2 separate regions of the Homo sapiens genome follow, and region 2 is linked to region 1. A link is a loop called in an ENCODE intact Hi-C map of the cell type or tissue named here. Cell type or tissue: PC-3. All regions are shown on one strand. Each heading gives the region's core, and the rest is flanking DNA. Links, peaks and the distances in the headings are about the cores only. Region 1 overlaps LOC124905047 (a long non-coding RNA gene). Region 2 has its middle 180 kb from the start of LINC02920.

Region 1 (8,406 bases), core at 272-8,271:
AAAGGCCACATACAAACTGGATGGACTATGTCTCTCAGTGGAACCTCATAAACTCAGCCAGTAGCAGTTTAAAGGAGACCCAATGCAATGCCCTCTTCCAAAACTGGTTTTAAATATAGCTTTTCTCTTGCCACTGGGGGAATATTTCTCCTCTTTCTACGTGGTTGTGGTGAGAGTGCCAATCATGACTTGTCTCTACCCAATAGGGAAACATTGTGTGGCTTGATTAATCGTGGAATACCCTTCTCTAATTCACATGGTTTACAGAGCACATGCACAACCCTAGCAGTGACAATTAGACAATTGCACTCATGCAATTCCATATATTGGAACTGGGAGTAAAACTGTTCTCTCTTTCTTTTGGATCATGTTCTGTAGGGTATGAGCTTTGACAACCTTTCCTGCCAATGCACCTGGTGAGAAGCTTCAGTCAATTCTTAAAAAGAAACAAAGTCATGTGGATCTAAGACATAGAAAGAGTGAGCCCTGACAAGAACGCTTAGACTTGGAATTCTCGGTTAGTTAATTGAACTAAAAAATCCACTTTTTTTTTTTTTTTTTTTGGAACATAGGGTCTTGCTCTGCTGCCCAGGCTGGAGTGCAGTGTTGTGATCAATCATAGCTCACTGCAGTCTCAACCACCCAGGCTGAAGCTATCCTCCTGCCTCAGCCTCCCAAGTAGTTGGGACTATAGGCACAAACCACTACACCCAGCTAATTTTTAAAATTTTTTAAAGACAGGGTCTCACTATGCTGGCAAGGCTGGTTGCAAACTCCTGGGCTCAAGTGATTCTCCTGCCTTGGCCTCTCCAAGTTCTGGCATTACAAGCATGAGCCACCACACTTGGCTACTTTTTTGTTTGTTTGCTTTGCTTTGCTTTTGCTGGATTTCTGTAATTTACATCCAAAAACATTCAAATGAGTACAAAGTTCTACTTTGTAGAGAACCGTCATCCTAAGGTTTTAAGACATCTAAAGCTAATGGTTTGTACTTTGTCACAGCTATTTATAATTTTTTTATTTTTATTTTGGAGATAGAGTCTCACTCTGCGGCCCAGGCTGGAGTGCAGTGGTTCAGTCTTGGCTCACTGCAACCTCTGCCTCCCCGGTTCAAGCAATTCTCATGCCTCAGCTTCCCGAGTAGCTGGGACTACAGGCGCACACCACATGCCTGGCTAATTTTTGTATTTTTAGTAGAGATGGGGTTTCCTCCCTGCTGGCCAGGCTGGTCTCAAACTCCTGGCCTCAAGCAATCTGCCCTCACCTTCCCAAAGTGCTGGGATTATAGGAGTGAGCCACTGCTCCCAGCAGCTACTGTTTATAATTTTGAAAGCAGAAGCTACATATGTCCAGGGATGCTGTACCCAACAGTAACCAATCAGAAATGAAGATGTGTTTTTCTTTTCTTTAGGGAAAAAAATGCCCAGGAGTTCATGACTTAGGCCAGGATGAAAAATCACTTTGGAGTCACAGAGAGTAGCCTGATTTAGAAAGGTAGAGACAATGGAACCATGGAATTACTTGGGAACCTTCCTGAAAAGGATATAGCACCTTGACTAAATCACTGAGGATTGCGTCCCTGAGAAAGGTGAGCAAAAGGTAAATGTGAGAGATGTGGGTAAAGGCAGCAAGATCAGTTACTTCTCCCTTAGGTAGCTCACTGAGGAGGAAAAACCACGGGGGTCCAGGACCTTACTCCGGTCCCTTACTAGTAGCTTGCAGTTTAGAATGGACTGTTTGTGTATAACAGCAATTGCTAGGACTTCAAACATGGACAGCCTTTGGCCAACCTTAGAACTGAAGAAGTGAGATAACTGCAGCATTCTGGGCCAGTCATCACTGTTCCAACTGTGTAGGACTAATCTTTGAGAGGCATCAGCTGCAGCAGAGCACTGTTTTGCCTCTATATCCTTCCACTTTCTGGTAGCCAGAATTGGCCTACTTTGGACTGGATGAGCCTGCAGAGGGTAGGGAATCGATGAGTAAGGGAAAGACAGGGAACCTGAAGAAAAAAATACTAGACTTCCAGTTACGAAGACATGTAAGTCTTTGCTATAGTTTGGACGTGTCCCCTAAAAAGCACGGGCTGGAAACTTAATCCTCAGTGCAACACTATTGGGAGGCAGGGCCTAATCACAGGTGTTTAGGTCATGAGGGCTCTACCCTCATGAATGGATTCATGTCAATTATAAGAAAGCTTCAGGCTGTGAGTTCAATCTCCTGCTCCCCTTCACCCACGTGATGCCCTCCTCCCTCACCAGATTCCAACCCCTCCATCATGGACTTTCCAAACTCCAGAACTGTGAGGAAAAAACTATTTGCTTTGTAAATTACACTGTCTCTGATATTCTGTTACAGCAGTGCAACATGCACCAAGATAGTCCCACAGCGGTTAACTGAAAATGAAAAAAAGTTACTGACTGCTTTTGTACCAGGATTTGTGGAGCACTTTATAGAACATATAATTTCATTTACTATTTGGGCATTCAAAGAAATCTTAAATCATATTCTCTCATATTTCATTTGTTAACTGTGAGGTCTTCAAAAGTATATGGCCTCAATTGAGGACACCATGGGGCTCTCTTTTGCCCAATTCTGGGCAGACTTTTTGTAACATATTTAATGCAGGTTTTTGTATGCACATACTGTACACCTCCAAGGGAGGCAATATAGTTTGTTAACCAGAACTGGAAAATGATTAATTATTTGTTCTCACCCATAGGTGGTAGACATCTGTGGGTATCTCTATACATAAGGAAGACAGCATACTGCCCCTATGTTCCCATCTCAATTAGTTAATTTTACTTAGAAACAAAGTTGTGGACTTGTCTTAAAAATTGCTTTACATTGGCCGGGCGCGGTGGCTCATGCCTGTAATCCCAGCACTTTGGGAGGCTGAGGCGGGTGGATCACGAGGTCAGGAGATGGAGACCATCCTGGCTAACACGGTGAAACCCCGTCTCTACAAAAAACTAGCAGGGCATGGTGGCGGGCGCCTGTAGTCCCAGCTGCTGGGGAGGCTGAGGCAGGAGAATGGCGTGAACCTGGGAGGCGGAGCTTGCAGTGAGCCGAGGTTGTGCCACTGCACTCCAGCCTGGGCAACTAAGCAAGACTCTGTCTCAAAAAATTAAATTAAATTAAATTAAATTAAATTAAATTAAATTAAATTAAATTAAAAAACAAAAAAATTGCTTTACATTTTGCTCTTCTAGTTTTATCTAAGTCACTGCCCCATAGCCTGTGTCCCTTGTAATTTATTAGGTGTCTTTCACAATTTGTAACAAACCCCTATTTTCTAGTCGTATCCCTTTTGTTATTCCACCTACTAGAAATGTGTATTAGTCAGCTCCAGTCAGCTCAATCTTCTTCCTTCAGCCATCACTGTCAGGCTCCCAAACAGATTTCTTCTGTCGCCCAACAGGATCTTGCTTCACCTTCTAGTCTGAATGTTCTGGTAACTTTTTTGTTTGTTTGTTTCAACATAGGCAATTAATCATGCACATTTATGACCTGCAATCTCCAAGAAGGCTTCAGGATGTACCCAGTGGGAGAATTCATGGACTAGTAGGCAAAATGCCAGCTCAGACAGGAATACTTGATACTCTGGTATTTCTGGCTCTAGTAAATATTGCCCAAATCACCATAAAAAAAAGACATTTAAGTGCACTGATTTCGGGGGAGGGTAGACTGCAAAAGAGATCATTTTAGGGCTCTGTCACTTTCTCCCTCGCCTGTCCTCCCCTCAAATATCTTTGTTCTTTTAAATCCTATCCCGTCCTTATTCCTTTTCCCTTTACTATTTTCTACAACCTAAAAGTTGGCTCAGCCTAGAAATAGTACCGGGTAGAAAAATCTTAATAGGGTATATGGTCATGGGTAAAGAGATGGTTGCAAAATATATTGTTGGAATGAGTTGGGGATAGGAGCTGAAATCGGGGAGAAGTCCCATTACTCTGGTAACAAAAAACATATAAAGAGTGAGAGAAGGAAAATCAAATCACCATTTATTACAAATACATCTTCAAACTTGGTTCAATAGTTGTCTCTAAAGCCACTATGTTACAAGATTTTGTTAATGATTTTAGTTTTTTCTAAGTTAAACAAGTAATGCTTGTTCCTTGTAAAAAAAATCAAATAATACAGAAGTCTAAAAAAAATGTAAAACCTCCAAAACCTGATTCCCTGGAAGGAAAAATTGATTACAACTCGGTACTTTTTTGGACTTGCAAATTTTTACATACATGTATTTTTTCAACGTATAATACAAAATATATAAAGGGCCCCTTCTTTTAAAAAGAATTACTTTATTCTTTTGTATGAATAAGATAAAAATAAACATACTCTCAGCATACACTTTACTCTTACTCATGAACATCGTAATTGTTCATATTTGAGGTATATAAATTTGACATTTAATAGGCAACTCTCTACAAATTATTATTTATGAGTCAAAATTTAGTTTATTCAAAAAACGGTGACTAAAAAGCATGATATCTGTTCTTATGCAGCTTAAATTCTATTTGGAAAATAAAGCCACGCCAAAGAAATATTAAAACAAAAATATCAGGAATAAATGCTAATAAAATAATGAAAATATCATAACGTGAAAGAGTGACTGTGTATCTACTTTACATTTTTATGGTATCTCTTTTAAGTCTTATCCACCAAGAAAAAAACTAAAGTATGAGTTTTATACTGTAGTTTTGTACAATTAAATTCTCAAGATTCAAAAATACCTTCCAAATGCTAGCAATTAGGCGTATAAACTCTCGTAGGCTTTGTGCAATGGTATCCTGTAAGGCCAGCTCTTTCTAAGTCAATCACTATGGGTCTGATTGACCTTGGCAGTATTACAGGGTCATATTTTTACATGGCTGAGCTGTTCTTGAACAATTTCTACAATGTACTAGGTACAAATAGTCTTTTCTTCAGCACAAGGCATGCGTGTCTTATCTTCTCACCCATTCTTCTCCTCACTGCCACTCCACCCCACCTTTTCTTTCATTACTTTTATGAAAGAAAAACTATTGTAGGACATGTAAAGAAAACTCGTCCCCACGGGCTTTTTTTCTTTCAGCCTGCCCTTTCTTCATGCTATGTTATAGTTGAAATACTGCACTTGTGGACTCCTGGTTTATTCTTAAGATGGATTTTATTTGTGAGTTTATCTGGTTGTTTTGTGGCTCCAATATCGCAAAGAATAACCTCTTTTCATTTTCATCAGAGGAAGGACAAGAGCTGGAAAGGGATGTGGTTCTATCAGCAATTCGCCTAGGAAAAATTTCAATGTTTTTCTAAACTGTTCTACAAAGGAATTGCAATGTCATCACAAAAAAAGACTGAGATTACAGTTCTTAACTATCAAATATCTCCAATAAAATATAATTTTTAAATAAAGAAATAAGACCCATTTCCATGAAGGCAATCTTTTATTTCCTTTATGCTTCAACCCAGCATAGTGTGGGGCGGAGGGGAGAGGAGAAAATATTAAACTAGAAACCAAGGTTGTCAGGCAGGATCAAAGCAGCATCCCCGGTGGCATGTTCAAATAGGTGATTGAGAGTTTAAAGAAAAGGTAATTGACAAAAGTGTGGACAGGCTAAAATGAAGCCAACAAGGAACAGTAAAATATTGAGGGGGCCAGTTTTGCCACTCAACTGGCTGCAATGGCAAAAGAAAGTTGGGCAGCTACGGAGGCTGATGTAGAAAAGGGCGCCGATGGGAGCTGCAAACTTCACCGAAGTACCCAGCCAGCTCACACGCAGCTCGGTAGAGCGAGTTGGGGAAGTAAACATCCCAGCTTCACTCTTCTTGAAGTCTGCATCTCCTGATGGTGCCTCCCATTGGTGGAACTCAACTGGAAACCTGAGGACAAATGAGCTTGTGGGTGCAGCTCATCCAGGTCAACCTCTCAGGGCAGAGAGCTGTGGGGAGAGGAATAGAGAAAATGTGCAGGGCAAAGAAGGTAACCGGCCCATCAGATGCTGCTGCACATGAAATCTCAAGGTCCTTGGGCCTTTCTTTCCTCTCTAGGCAAGGTAGAGGCCAACGGTCATCCCAATTGCCAATATTCTGTAGATTTTTCCTTTATTCTGTATGGCTTATTTGAAGAGGAGGAAGTAAAGGGCTGAAAAAAATAGTTGAAAATGACATCAAAATGCTTTTCAAAATTCTCAACATCTTTCTTTCCTTTCTTCTCTGATATATTCCAGGGGTGATTTTTTTTGCCCCATCATTAAAAAAAGGTTTATGGGTAATTAAAATATTTTTAGTAAAACATGAATGTATCACATGGGGGTAATCTAAGTGTGCCAGATTTAAAAATAGTTTAACTTTCATGTAGTATTTCCATAATATCAATATGAATATGAAATGTTTATAGCATTAATTTGCCATTTTCACATTTTTCCTTATTTAGTATGAGTATTTATCAAAATCCCAGAGCATTGACAGCTTTTGTTCTCCACTAAATTGTGAGCTCCCTTAGAGGAGTCCACATGTATTTTTGTGTCTCCTAGAATCTGTGTAATGGGTTTAGACGTGATTTCATAGAGACTAATTTTAGTCTCATTATTGTATGTTAAGCACTATGCTAAGTGCCTTTTAAACAATCATCTACTTCAATCACCAAAACAACCCTACAAGTTTTCAGATGAGAAAATTTAACTTTAGAAAGGTTAAATAACTTGCCCCAGGTCATGCAACACTATCTTACAGCTAGGAGCTAGCCTGGGTCTGGATGACTGCCATGTTTTTTTCATTTCTAATGAATACATGAAACTGCCACTTAGAAGTACATAAGACAAGGAGGAGTGCAACTTTCTACAGTGCCTGGCAAGACTCACTAAAGACATTGAAGGTGGGATTATAATAAGTATCATTATCATTATGCTGAGGAATATGAAAACATTCCTACACTCACGTAGGTAAATTGTGGTAGGGAGTATTAGATAATTACTCAAATGACTATAATGAAGGTAGAATAAAGAAAGGATCATAAGGCAAGTACAAAAATACATGTGAGTGTGGTGGCCCATTGAACAATGAATAGGATTTCAATAGCTAGAAGATGAAAGAATGTCATTCCAGGTGGAGAGAACATTTTGAACAAAGGCAGTGAGGCTGGAACACCCAAGGTGTTTACAGGGATCAACAAGAAATTTAATGATGGGAGCATGAGGAGGTATAGGGAACGAGGAAAGAAAGGACTGGAAAAGTAGGTTGGAGCCTGGTGATTAACCTACTTGATTGTATTATCATCCAGTAAATATTTCCAGAACTTGTTGACAAGAGAGCTCATCAAGTGCTACGATGAAATCTTAAAAACATTTTTATCGAGTGGATTTCTCTGATCTACTAAATTAACAACCTTGGGGAAAAAAAAGAAAATGAACTCAGTATGATGAAGAACCCCCAGTCCTACTCTCTTCCAATGTGTCTTCTACACAAAAGTGGGTGCGAACATTTTAAGATTCAAATCTGATTATGTCACATTTTCCTTTAAGCATTTTATTTGCATTTCATTTCCTAAATTCAACACGCTGACCTCTTCAACCACATCGTTTACCATACCCCATCTTTAAGAGGTTCCGCCTGCACCATGCTTCTCTCTGTTTCCTAGATGTGCTCTTCCATGTGGGCGGAGCACTCCTCCCTCACACCTCCATGCCTGGCTGAGCTGTCTTTCAGGTTCCAACCCAGCTGTTCCTTCTTTTATGAAGTCGTTCCTGCAGCCTCGTTGGTGGACTCCATCCTGCACAGCTCCCATAGGGCCATTTTTTATGTACCTCCATTTGTGCACTTGCCACATTATTTTGTCATGTTAATTTAAATTCCAGAGGCTGTTTTAGGGGGCGGGGGGGAACAGAGTCTCACTCTGTCTCTCAGACTGGAGTACAGTGGCACCATCTAGGCTCACTGCAAGTTCCGCCTCCAGGGGCTTTTAAAACTTGTTTTGACATTCCCACTTCCTGGAGCAAAGTAGGTGCACAGTAGGTGTTTACTGAATTTAAAAAATAAATGAAATAGTGGCATTTTCCTTGTGAGCAGACTTAGCTTGAAAGTCATAGAACCAAGCTCTGTGCTTAGATAGTGAAATGGTTTGGATTTGTGTCCCTGCCCAAATCTCATGTCGATTTGTAATCCCCAGTGTGGAGGTGGGGCCTGGTGGGAGGTGTTTGGATCATGGGAGCAGATTTCCCCTTTGGTACTGTTCTAATGCTAGAGTTCTTCTGAGATGTGGTTGTTTAAAAGTGTGTAGCACCTCCCCACTCCCTCTCTTCCTCCTGCTCCGGGCATGTGAAGATACCTGCATCTGTTTTGCCTTCTGCCATGTGTAAAAGCTCCCTGAGGCCTCCCCAGCCATGCTTCCTGTACAGCCTGTGGAACTGTGAGCCAATTAAAACT
Region 2 (8,406 bases), core at 317-8,316, 58 kb before region 1:
CTTAGGGACTTTCTCCAAGTATCCTTGGTGGACATAAAGTTTCTTGATTCTTTGCATTTTCTGTTGATTGAAAGCATTTATCTAAAGCTCTTGTGACATGATGGTATTCAGGGTTGTCATATCTTTATACCTGAGTCACTGTATGCCACAGGTTGTGGAACCCAGCGAAAACACACATCTCTCAGTCATGCCTGAAAATATTCCTGGCTATGCCTGTCTAATGCCGCTTCCTGGTTCCTCCATTCCTGCTCGTAGCTGGTTCCTTCTGCTCCTTGGTGCTGCTCTGTGTTCTGACACTCTGGTGGAGCTGCACCTCAGGCCTCAGACTTGACCGGTGCAGGCCCTCCTTTCCTCTGTTTTCCCTGAGCTGTGGCTTGAACTCCACTGTGACTCTGCTAAGGGTTTGACCTTGACACAATTCCAAAATGAGCCAACAGAATTAGATACACCAAACAGACTTGGTGTGGAGGATGGTGGTAGGTGCGGGAAGGGTGACCTCACGGGTCATGGGCATCAGGTAAAGAGAGGTGTATGGCAGCTGTAGCACATTGCCACAAACTTACTGGTTTATGGTACATATGCTTATTATATGACAGTTCTGGAGATAAGAAGTCTGAAATGGGTCTTATGGGGCTAAAGTCAAGGTGTTGGCAGAATTGTATCCTCTTTGGAGGTTCTAAGGGAGTTTTTCCAGCCTCTAGAGGCTGCCCACATTCCTTGAGTCCTGGCTGCATCACAACCCTGCTTCTGTCATCACATTTCCTCTTCTGACTCTCCTACCTCCTCTTTCACTTACAAGAACTCCTGTGATTACATTGGGCTCACCCAGAGAATCCAGGATCATCTCCCCATCTGAAGATCCTCAACTTCAAATCTCTGCAAAGTCCCCTTTGCCATGTGAAAGAACACATTTGCAGGTTCTAGAACATCACTGGGCAGTGTGGAGCATCATTTGGCCAACACAAAAGGCAAAGAACTAAAAGTGGAGAAAGACAAGTCAGGACCCCAGAACCCAACTGTGATGGTTAATATTAAGTGTCAACTTGATTGGATTGAAGGATGCAAAGTATTGTTCCTGGATGTGTCTGTGAGGGTGTTGCCAAAGGAGATTAACATTTGAGTCAGTGGACTGGGAAAAGCAGACCCACCGTCAATCTGGGTGGGGACAATCTATTTAACTGCCAGAGTGGCTGAAATAAAAGTGGGCAGAAGAACATGAAAAGATGAAACTGACTTAGCTTCCCACCCTACATCTTTCTCCAGTGCCGGACGCTTCCTGCCCTAGAACATTGGACTCCAAGTTCCTCAGGTTTGGGACTCGGACTGGCTTCCTTTCTCCTCAGCTTGCAGATGGCCTATTGTGGGACTTTGTGGTCATGTGAGTCAGTACTCCTTAATAAACTCCCTTTTATTTATAAATCCACCCTTTGGATGTCCCTCTAGAGAACCCTAACTAGTACACCAACCAACCCCACAGAGACAGCAGCACTGACACCATTTCAATGAGTTTCTCCTCCTAGAGGCCTCGCTGCTCCTCTCCCAACCCTGCCTGCTCTTTTTTCCACTGAACGGAAACTCTTCTGAAGTTCATCACAAAGATAATGAGCTAATCTCAGTTAATGTACTCTTCAGACAGGGCTATGTGATCACCATGATCACCGAGGCTTTCTATAGAAGAGGATGTCCCACTTTTATTGACCTCGTCAGTTAGTGAGTTAACTATTGAGAATTTGTGGCCAGATAGAAAGGGAGGGAGACCCCACTGGGAAGATGTTTTACTCATCCTCTCAAGTCACTCTCTGCAAGGAGTTGCCTTAACCCACTTCCCCTTCTGCAGGGATGGCTCTTGAGACAGAATTGTTTTTCCTGCTGAGCAGAAAGATACTCCCAGGCCTTTTCTGGTTACAGTTTCCTCTTATGTTCATGAAGAAAACTGTTCATCTTGGTGTCATCTAATGATTTAAGGGTCACCAAAAACGGTAGCCACATTGCTTGAATCAGAATATGGAAAATGAGGCTGTTCCCAGCAACTTTTCACACGCATGAAATGACCCAGCTGTGGAGAGGGACTTACTCTTCCCTAGCAGCCAGCTTCTCTCACATGGCCTCTGGCCACGCTGCTCCCTCTGCATGCAATGCCATTTCACCTGGCTGACATTTTCCCATTTTTGCTTTTGTTTTTGTTTAAGATTCATAGGCATCGCTGTCTCTGAGAAATCTTCCTTAACTGCCCTGTTCTGAGTGCTTGAATTGGATCTCTGATTCTTATTTCTATCCTGGCATTCATCACATTGCTATTTATGTGGAAGCCTTTCACTAGACTGTGAAGTCCCAAGGCGAATCGTGTGCTTCAGTCATTGTGGGATCCTCAGCGGCACTCAATCACGGTTGCGTGAACAGAAAAAGGAGCTCTCCTAGCACTGGCAAGCCACAGCGGTAGAAGATCACGGACATGGGGCAATATACACGATAGCACTGAGAACCTGGGAAGAAAACCCAGGAGAGGAAGGAGAATTCCAACAGTGACAGGAGAAGGGACACAGACCTGGGAGATGACATCATCCATTTATATGTGCCTTGAAATATTTTAATGAGACACTACTCCTTGCCATGTTCTCTGACCTGCACCAAATGCCTGACACACACAGGAGTACTTCATATGTGTTTACTGATTGACTAATTGCCTAGTTCTGGCTCAATATGTCTCAAGAGCCAAGTCAGGGTTATGTAAAATACATCTAAATGTATTTTATGATGATCCTTTTAAAGCATCATCACATAATCAGAACCTTTTAAAGCATCATGACATGTAGAGAAAGGCTCCACATGTACAGTGAGGGGACTCCAGTAGTAGCTGGTGTGCATCAATAATAAAAGTACAAACAAGATGAAACCTTCCTTCAAGCTTGTCATTGTTAACAGAGGAAACAGAAAAATGTATATACAGTAAAAATGATACAACAATATATATTAAGAGTTGGTCTGCCCTTAAGGATAGTGGAGAACATGCCCAATTGTCTTCCTGGGGTCTAGGTCTGACCACAACAAAACTGGATCACAGGAAGAAGAGATAACATGGTTTCCATCCTCACATCCATTAACATCTCCCTCATTGGGTAGCTTAAGAGGATGTTTCAATGTAATCATCCCCCTTATCAGAGGGTAGCCTAATCAGAGCAAGGCTTAGAAATTTTGTGCAATGGACATCACAAGCTGTTACGTTTTTGTAGATATCTCTCCTGCAACTACAGGGAAGCCTGCCTAGGGTGAAGCTAATATGCAAAAGAAGCAGAGCCAAAAAATCACAAAGAAATAGAACAAGAACTTTATTTGAACTACACCTGAAGCCTTCCTATCTCAGTACTTCTCAGTCCTGTCAACCAACATAGGCTACTTATCTTTTATCCAGCTTGAGTTGAGTTTCCGCTGCTTGCTACAAAACATATTTTGATAGGTACTAGAGAAGGATCTATGTCTCCTTCTCATGTGTCCTCTAATTGGCCTCTTGCACAGGAGTGTGTAGGGAATCTTTTGGGGGCACTATACCGTGGAAAGTATTAAGATTACAAATGTTCATAAGAAATAAAATATATGGAAAAAATAGCAATATTGGCATAGAACACCAGACATGAATGCTACTACAATGCAAGAAGGATTATAAAAACAAAATTCAGGTAAAATCTATGAATCATTCTTCTATAAGAATAGTCTAAGGGTTGAGTGTGACCCTGTCTGGTTGTAGATAAAGAACTCAAAGTGCAGTCATATACTTAGTGGGGGGAACAGGAGTATTTAAGAACCAGTGAAGGCTGAATTGTTCCTCTGATCACTCAGTCAGTGATCATTACTGACAGAGTAAATGTGGAATTTTTACTAAAGAATTACTTTTCATTGAAAGCAAATATGATTCACCAGCATAAATACAGAAAAAGAAACAACAGGTGGTGACTACGACTTAAGACATTAAATTTCCATGAGTCAGTGAAGCCAGATGGCATGGATCTGAAAATTCCAAAAAAATTTCAGATCAAAGCATTTTAGATACTAACAATATCGGCAATTTATCATGTAAAACAACTATCAGAGTTAGGGAGTTTGCCAAATATATTCTATGGCACTATTTGGAGAAGCACAAATTGTTCAGGGAGTTCAATTAATTCAATGAAACCTAACAAATTTATTAAACACCAAGTGCAAACCACTGTTCTAGGCACTGGGTACCGGAAGGTGTTTAAGACAAGGTCATGTCCTCCATAATCGATACTTAATTTTCTTATAAAATTTTTTCATTTGAAGGTGAATTAGTTAAGGATCAGCTGCAGATCACGGAAACCATTCTGGCTAGGTTAACAAGGGTAGATCTGGGGGCTTTAAGATTTGTGGAAGCTCTGGGGGCATAAGCCCTAAGCAGAGTGCCCAGGAACAACTTCCAAAACAACAGTCTAGAGTGAGCCTCCGTGGAAGACACTGCTTTTACCACGATAAGGGGGCTGGAGAAGCAAGAGGCTGCTAGCTCCCCAACCACTATGCCAGTTTGTCCACAACCTCTGCCAGCAAAATGAATGCTTCCCACACTGCCTTTCCACACTATAAAGCTAAACACTGGACATTGGAAACTCTACTACAGCTACTGCAGAAGAAACAAACACCCCTAAAGACAAGCTTGCCAGGGGAAACAGCTGAAACAACAGAAGCATGGAATTGGCCACAGGATGTGCACTTCCATCTTCCAAATCTCAGAGAGGCATACATTTGACAAGCAGCTGCAAATGAACCTGGGAAATGCAGATTTTAGCAGTACTGCATCATAGTGCGGTATCGTACATCCAGGCACGCTGAAAGGGAGTGGAGTGGAGGCTGAGGGAAAATCCATAGTCTCTGTCACCAAAGACTAGATTATATTCCTTCCTATTCACAATCTAGTACTTCTCTACCCACCCCAAAGCAGCTCCACTCCTTGCCTCTCTTCCTTATTATCTTCACCATCCACCCAACTGACTACATGGAAGCCTTTGAGTCAGCATCCGCCTTTCCCTGAATTCTATCTCAGATACCACTGCCTTTGTTTAGAGTCTGTTCGCCTTTTAAATAGATTATTACTAAGTTTCTTTACTAGTAATCTAGCAAATTCTTTTCTTTTTTTTTTTTAATAATTTTAAACTGAAACTATTCTAGCTAGGTTAACAAGAGTAGATTTGAGGGCTTCCATGTGCCCTGACTTCCAGAATTGTCTTTCTAAAATCAAAATCTCATCTTGTCACTGCTTTGTATTAATACAAAACCCTCCCCAAGGCTCCCAATTTCCTGCAAAATACCATCTAAGCTTCCTGCCAGGGCAATCAGAATCCTTCCCTATTGGAAATCAGCCTACCTTAACCTCCCCTCCTTCCAGCACCACATCCCTTTTACCTCTGGGGAGTAACTCTGAACTTCTCATTATTCCTCAGATACAACATACCCATCTATAACTGCTTCCCTACGTATGCCTTGGTTTCCATCCTAGATTGTACTTTATCACAGCGAATGAACCTTTTTCATTCTTCACAACCCAGAGTAAATGTTAGTTTCCCAAAGAGAGTTCATATTTCTTTTCCCTTCATGCTGTAACATATTTCTCAGACCACTATTGGGGTGTGTTTCACAGTATATACATTTTTTTCATGCCATGCATCCTCCACTGAGAGTGCCTTTAAGGCACACAGAGTCTCATCCAGAGCCACATACCCTTCCCTCCTAAATCAACCACAGAGGTTGGTGCATTAGAACATTTCAATGAGCATTTGTTGGATGGCCAAATGAAGAACATAAAAAAGCATTCATAAAGAACATTTTAGGCTGGATGCATTAGCTCATGCCTGTAATCCCAGCACTTTGGGAGGCTGAGGTGGGAGGATCACTGAGCCCAGAAGTTTGAGACCAGCGTAGGCACTATAGAAAGACCCTGTCTCTACAAACTTTTTTATTAAAAAGTTAGCAGGGCATGATGATATAAACCTGCAGTCCTAGAGATTGAGGTGGGAGGATCGCTTGAGCTCAAGAGTTCAAGCTATGATCACACCATTGCATTCCAGCCTGGGCAACAGAGTGACATCCTGTCTGGGTGGGGGATGGGGAGGGGGACATTTTAAAATAAAAGAGAACTCAAAGACTTAAAAATATAAGAACCTGGCCAGACGCGGTGGCTTACACCTGTAATCCCAGCACTTTGGGAGGCGAAGGAGGGGCGGATCACAAGGTCAGGAGGTAGAGAACATCCTGGCTAAACATGGTGAAACCTCGTCTTTATTAAAAATACAAAAAATTAGCTGGGCTTGGTGGCTGGCACCTGTAGTCCCAGCTACTTGGGAGGCTGAGGAAGGAGAATGGCGTGAACCCGGAAGGCGGAGCTTGCAGTGAGCAGAGATTGCGTCACTGCACTCCAGCCTGGGCGACAGGGCAAGACACCATTTCAAAAAAAAAAAAAAAAAAAAATATATATATATATATATATATATATATATATATGAACCTATTTGGTAAAATAATATTCTTCTTCTCTTACCTAACTCCAAGAGAAAAAAGATGTTAGGGGAACAGGTATAGCATTCTTTTTAAGAGCTGTTCAGTCTCTAAAAAATGTAAACTTGGCAGCTTGACTTGAAACAGTCAAGATGAGCATACACGTGCTCATTGGCACTCTACCCAGAGTGAGCCAGCAAAATCACAGACTCCCATATAGGGTTTTTCTTAGACTATGTATATATTTCAATTATAGTAGCTGGATGGCTCTAGGGAAAGCTATTGACTATCATGTAAAACCCAACAGAAAAGAATCTGCTTGATTCCAGAGGGAACGTGCTAAGTCAAAGAACAACTAGCCTCCTTTTTGCTGTATTAATTCAAATAATTGTGAGGAAATTATTAGCTACAAATGCAACAAGGAGGGCCATAGGCTTAGATTTGGTCCCAAAAGGAAAAAAGTAGAGATGTTTGATTTATGTCATTCTTATGTTTTAGAGCATAGTTTCCCAAAATGTATGCTAGGGAATACTAGCTAGAGGGTGTGTGGTTGAAAGAGTCTGGTGAGCACACCATATTGTCTTCTCAGAACATCACAAAGATCACTGGCATAGCAAGCCTCTGAGAAATTCTATTAAATGTTGTTTTAAACAGGATTCTGAAACATGTGGCTTCTCTTGTATTCATTTAACCACTATTAACATCCAGCAGAACTAATGCTCATTACTAATGTAGGAAATGGAGAGAAACAGAAAGGTTTTTTTTTTTAACAGAAAGTTAAAGTTTGTGGTATTGTTATTGGAATGAAAGTTTAGACTGAAGTAACCCTCCAATTATAAAGAAGAATGAGGAACAAAACAAACCATAGAATGCTTAGAAGGATGATCCCTCCCTATCGTGGGTTGAATGGTGGCCCCCCAAAAGATATGTCCAGGTCCTAATCCCTGGACTCTGTGAATACAACCGTGAATGGTGAAAGTGAATACTACCTTGCATGGCAAAAGACATGAGTAAGTTAGAGAACTTAGAGGAGGAGCTTACCCTGGATTATTCAACTGGGCCCTAAATATAATCACATATCCTCACAAGACAGGCACATAGAGAAGATGATGTAAAGACAGAGGCAGAGATTAGAATACTGGGGTAGGCACCAGAAGCTGGAAGAGTCCAGAAAGGGATTCTTTCTTAGAGCCCCTGGAGGGAATGTGCCCTGTCAACATTTTGGTTTCAGACTTCAGGCCTTCAGAACTGTGAGAGAATAAATTTCTGTTGTTTTAAGCCACCAAGTCTGTGGCAATTTGTTCCAGCAGGCTACAGGAAAGTAATACACTCCAGTCAAGCAACTCTCTGACTGAGGCACTAAGCAATGTCGCCCAGCTCCACGATGTTCGCAAAGGTAAGGGATGAGCTCGCCACTTCCACCTCTGGCATCCCAATTTTGTTTAATAACCTGCTATAGTCCTTCTTGAACCTATTTATATATAATAGCCCATATAATACCTTGAGGCAATGAGTTTCATAAATTTACTACTCACTGTGAATAGCATCTTGGTGTATGGGCTTTTTTATGGCGCAGTGCATTTTCATGATGAATCCATTTGTCCCTTTTTTCAACTTTTGCTTAATGCTTCTATCATTAGCTTAAATAAATGTGGGAGACAATTGAACTCCACTAAATAGGACAAAGGTCAGAGAGGAGAGCTTGAAGCAGTTAGACCATATTCATGAGCCACATAAAAGGCAGCTCTTTCTGAAGTTGAAGGCTTTTGTGGAAAGGGCCCTGTTTTAGAGTGCTGAGATTCAAACTGGACGACATGTCGGAGGATGACCTTGCAGGCAAATATTCATCTTGGGAGCATTTCAAGAAAAGATGACCCAGAGGCAAAAATCAGAGTCATAGAAATTACA

Evidence for each region. Peaks named below come from ENCODE experiments on the same cell type or tissue, not always from the same donor. Only the 100,000 strongest peaks of a DNase experiment are listed, where the experiment ranks them.
Region 2: a loop joins it to region 1, with 4 times the contacts of the local background. A loop is called at or near these places in 2 of 110 quality-filtered maps.

What each region holds. Positions count from the first base shown.
Region 1 is chr21:15,187,518-15,195,923 of GRCh38, reverse strand. It overlaps LOC124905047 (a long non-coding RNA gene), which reads right to left. Exons shown (of 2, transcript XR_007067916.1): 1 at 7,245-8,406; 2 at 5,418-6,127. Among named protein-coding and RNA genes, the nearest start is that of LINC02920, 120 kb to the right of the region's middle. In PC-3, for the core only: no CTCF peak of the experiment used is centred there; a DNase peak (open chromatin) is centred at 3,503; H3K4me3 peaks cover 1,639 bases; H3K27ac peaks cover 2,803 bases.
Region 2 is chr21:15,246,062-15,254,467 of GRCh38, reverse strand. No RefSeq gene overlaps it. Among named protein-coding and RNA genes, the nearest start is that of LINC02920, 180 kb to the right of the region's middle. In PC-3, for the core only: no CTCF peak of the experiment used is centred there; DNase peaks (open chromatin) are centred at 3,847 and 6,647; H3K27ac peaks cover 2,261 bases.